2 separate regions of the Homo sapiens genome follow, and region 1 is linked to region 2. A link is a loop called in an ENCODE intact Hi-C map of the cell type or tissue named here. Cell type or tissue: GM12878. All regions are shown on one strand.

What was found. Peaks named below come from ENCODE experiments on the same cell type or tissue, not always from the same donor. Only the 100,000 strongest peaks of a DNase experiment are listed, where the experiment ranks them.
Region 1: a loop joins it to region 2, with 2.8 times the contacts of the local background. A loop is called at or near these places in 5 of 110 quality-filtered maps.

Annotation. Positions count from the first base shown.
Region 1 is chr5:95,237,895-95,240,394 of GRCh38, forward strand. The region is part of intron 1 of MCTP1 (multiple C2 and transmembrane domain containing 1); the gene reads right to left. The region is part of intron 6 of LOC105379085 (a long non-coding RNA gene); the gene reads left to right. Among named protein-coding and RNA genes, the nearest start is that of MCTP1, 46 kb to the right of the region's middle. In GM12878, a CTCF peak has its summit at 1,269 (motif pointing left); a DNase peak (open chromatin) is centred at 1,252.
Region 2 is chr5:95,080,568-95,083,067 of GRCh38, forward strand. The region is part of intron 1 of MCTP1 (multiple C2 and transmembrane domain containing 1); the gene reads right to left. Among named protein-coding and RNA genes, the nearest start is that of MCTP1-AS1, 100 kb to the left of the region's middle. In GM12878, no CTCF peak of the experiment used is centred here; a DNase peak (open chromatin) is centred at 1,104; H3K4me3 peaks cover 1,377 bases; H3K27ac peaks cover 1,774 bases.

The DNA.
Region 1 (2,500 bases), 160 kb after region 2:
TGACTCTGCTAAGACAGAGCCTGATTCCTTCAGCATGCCACACGAGATGCTGGGCCAATCTGCAAACCATAACTGACATATGGATCTGAATATTCACATTGATATGACCAGTACATTCTCTGCAGTAGCAAATCTATGAAAGGCCAACTCATAAACCAAATGTAGCAGAAGCAGCATGAAATCGGAACAAGGGAAATTTGTTAGTGATTCAAAATTTTAGAAGAAACAAACATCCATCGCCATGTGAGAAAGTCACAAGAATTGACGTTCCCATGCCGGTCTCCTTGGGCAGTTCTTAGGCCAGCCTCTCCACAGTTTCTTTCTCTGACTCTCCGCTACCTGCAAGGAGGTTTCAGTCTGAGCAGCCATCTGTCTTTGGATTGGTATATTATTATTAATCATTAAATACGTGAATCTTTCAGTTAGTTTATAGTTAACTCTTAATCATATACCAAATGTAATAGAATTGCGTTTTTGCTACATTCTGGGAGAGGCATTCTGATATTTCTATCTCTCTGCTTTATGTTGATTTTATACTTTTGCATGGGGGCTAACACTGTTTCCAACTTTTTTCATAACACCTCATTGTTACTCCTAAACATCACAAAAAATTACGCAGATGCCAAATCAATGTGTCACTCATATCAGAGTTCACTTGCTCAGTCCAGGATCCAGGACCAGCCTCAGAGAGGTTGGACCACAGGCACACATAGCTCATTCAGGAAAAGCAGAACTGCCGTCACAACCTTTATAACCGAACATGCAGCAGGAATCCTGGAACAATGCATGATCACTAGTCGCCTGATACCAAGCCTCATATTCTTCCAATTAGTCCTTAAAATTATTCTCATTCTCATACCAACTACATTAATCATACAATTCCTGGATGACTACAGACCCCTAAGCCCTCACTATTCCACCACCTTCCACACTGCCACCAGCATACATACACAAGCACACCGCGTATATGCAGCACATCTAACTCAGCACAAGCCTTGCTCGGTATAATCTCAATTCCCTTGTATTCTCTGGGGAGAGATGAATGGCATCCTTTTTGATTTCAGTATACATGTAGCTATGACAAATTTCCATCTTTCAGGGAATTTACAAAAGCTTTTTGGCTATCATGCATCTAACTGTACCACCCAAAACAGATTTTCTCAAAAAGGGGAGAAAAAACTTGGTCTCACATCTCACTGTTACACAAACGTAACATTTGGTCTCGTAGAAGAAACATTAAAAAGGCCATTGAGCCCTCCAGTGGCAAAATTCTGAAAATGTTATGATGCACATCTAAGCACCCTGGAGAAATCTCCTGAAGACGCGCAGAAACAGAATAGGCAGTCTTAAATCAGTTTAGGCTTTGGGGGTTTTCAAGTTCCTAAACTTTCTATGACCACAATTAGCCCAAATTATGACAGTGATCATTGTCCGAGCACTCAATTTTCTGGAAAAATCTCTTCCAGGTAATGCCTTAATGGAAAAGCCCTCTCAAATTTATTTCTGTGCTTTAAGGTTTATTTATTTTGACAGCTGTAGATTTTAATAAAGAGTTTAATTAAAGATGTTGCCACCAGACATATCTGATGAGTCTAGTTCTGGGGATGAATTATAAGACTTGTGAAAATCAAACAAAACAGAAACAGGAGTCATTCCTAGAGGTCTGTAATTGAAGACTAAATGTCTTAATTCAGAGGCTACCTGGCTTGGGTTAAAGATGTTCAATGACTTTGCTAATTATTTTCTCTTGATATAGGTATTTTCCAGTATTAAGTTACAGAAACTCCTGGGTACATGTTTACTACTCTCTTCTTTGCTTTTCTAATTTCTAAAGGACTGAGAGGGTGGAAAGAGGTGAGGGTCACTTGCTTTTGATAGTTGATTAGGACAGATGATCTCTCTTCCTATGAGGCTCTTCATTTTATTATACCACTGTATCTCTCTCCTCACACTTTTTCTAACATTTTCTTCTTCACATTTTTAATTTTTTTATTATGTCAAATTGAAGATTTCTTACATATGTTATTACACATTTTTATCCAATTTTTCCTCCTCATGAAATTTTGAGTCATAAAGTTTTCTATATGGGTTAACGATTCTACAAAGGTTGGAAATATACTATGATCTCATCTGTATTATTATTCTTTGCATTGGCATTTAAACTTTTATAATATATATTTATTTACATACAAATTTCATAATTTTTATAACTGTATATGTATTGAAAACATATAATGTTCTTCATATAGTTAACTAGCGAAATCAGTATCTCTTAATGTTTGTACAATTTGCCTATTTCTATTTAATTTTTTGGAATTCAACATTTGACATAAAAATAACATAAGGCTATTTTCATTTTAGGTTATATCTACAATGCTTACCTGCATTTAAAAGCTGATATTCAGATACTGACCTTAAGTTTGAGAATCATGCCTTGCACACATAAGAGATGTAGTAGTATAGATTAGATATGATGCTAACCTGGTGTTCACACGCAAGT
Region 2 (2,500 bases):
AGCTGAAAGGAATTTAAAGGCCTTAAATATGAGTATGCAAAGTTCTGTGGATACCCAATACCACTTTAAACACTGATTTGATGTTATTGCTTCAACCAATATGAAGCCAAGACAACATTCCTGTGTCACCCAACCTTTGAATTAGCTTTAAGCAAGCTTAAAGAATTTGAAAAATAAACCTCTCATTCATTCTCTATCCACAGGTTTCTCTAGCCATGCAATTTGTATGACTGCCTCCAACAGCAAGTGAGAAAGTAGGCAGTGATAAACAAACTCATACAATTTTAAAACAAACAGAATAATCAGAAGTTTCTAAGTATGCTAGTCTTTCACTTAAATAGAAAGCCAAATATGAAAGGTCCAGAGGCTTTCACTAATTTTCCACTTTAAATTTTCTAATAATTACTAAGACTACTTTTTATTTCAATTGAAAAATATAATGATTGAGCTATAATTATTCAAAGATAATCATATAAATCTGATATATGTTTCACCTTTAACTGAGATCAGAGGGTAGCAAAAGAAATATAAGAAACTAAGAACCTGGTAACTACTAAATCCTTCAAGAAAACAAAACAAAACAAAAAAAACAAACCAATATAAAGCTACCACAATGTTTCCATTTCTCAGGCACTATATTTTTCATAAAAAATGATCATAAAAGGAATATCAATGTATTACACTATGTATCTCACAAGTAGGTTATACTGTAAATTAAAAATTATCTGTATTAGAATCTCAAATGCAACCTTCAATACCCCGTGAGAAGGCATTTTTCTAAGGAACAATCATATACCTAAACTGCCACATTAATTTAAGGCTACCACAATCCAGTGAGTAAACCAAAATGTTACTTACCTTATTACAAATAAATGGCAAATTGCAGGCACTTTTCAGCTTGCAGCTGTCTAGCATAGTTGATTAGAAATGAACAAAACATCTTTCACTCCAGTGAGAGAACTGCATATTTAGACTTGCTTTCTTCACTGAATACCGGCAAAAGAGGCTGTTCACCTCCAAGTGATAGCAACAGCCCTGCACGGAGCACTTGCTGCTCTGCACAGCAGCGACTTGGAATGAAAGTAAGAAGAACCCGTGATGTTTAAATAACGTAGCTTTAGATTCACAGGATATGACTCAACTCTCAAACCAGTAAGGGAAGAGTTTCCCATTGCAAAACTGTTAGTACAGATTACATAACAAACATCATATCTGGGGTTCTAAAATACTCACATTAAATACTAAAAACTTCACCTGCTAAATCAAACATGCAGTGTTAGTAGTCAACCTCTTCCTCATGGCAAAAGCCACAACAGGAAATGAGAATAACAACACTGCACAAAGAAAACTATTCTGCTTGTTCTCTGCAGTGAATTAATTTAATGTTATTAAGGATGTGAGAACTTGCCAACATCTCCCAGAAAGACATCTAAAAAAAAAAGGAACACTAAAGTCACTAACATTCCCATCGGTATAAAAACAATGTGTAGAAAAAAATTCCATTTTAACATGCAAGAAGTGGCATGCTTTACAACACAATAGAATCTCCTTCACTAAGTAGAGAATGGAAATAGATCTTCGTGCTTTGCTGTTGCTGTTTCCCACAGAAATCCTTTCCTACGCTGTCATTACCTTGTGCTTCTAGCTCTGCCTACCTCACCAACTCAGGGTCCCCTTTTATCTGTTCTGTGAGCCCTTCTAAAGGAACATGACTAATGATACAACTCCTCTAGTAAATGTGGCAATTTTACATGCTTTCTCCACCACATGTTATCCCTTAACACTGAGCTGTATTAAGCTTGATCAAATATTGAATTATTATATTTAGATACCTCAGTCAATAAATATAGACATAGATGCTTGGAGAAAAGTCTACTACATAAATTCACTTGCCATCAGCCTCATCAAGGAAAAAAAGCTGAAAAAGCCCATGTTAATAACAGTAAGTAGGCTGAAACTAACTAGAACAGGGCTGTTAAATAGACATATAAGGTGAAGCATATATGTAATTTAAAATATTTTAGTAGTCACATTAAAAAAGTAAAGAAACATTAATTTTAGTAATGGTTACCCTAGTATGTCTAAAACATCATCATTTCAATATGTAATCATAATAAAATTATTAAATATTTTATCATTTTGGTACTAGTGTTGGAGATCTAGTGTATGTTTTGCACTTGTGTGACATTTCCACTTGAGCTAGCTATATGCAAGTGTTCAATAGCCACACATGGCTAGTGGCTACCATATTGAATAGCATAGGCCTAGGGTTCAAGGCTCATTTTCAGTCTTCAGGTGGTGGTTCAAATATTCTCTTTTCAGAACATTTAGGAAGGTCTTCCCTGACTACCTCCCCTGAAGTAACCTTCTCCAATTACTTTCTATCGGATGATCTTTTTTATTTCCTTTATAGTACATCACAGTTTGAAATGTTCTTCTTTATTCATTTGTTTACCTATTTATAGTCTGTGGTCTCTAACAAGAATGTAAGAAACCCGAG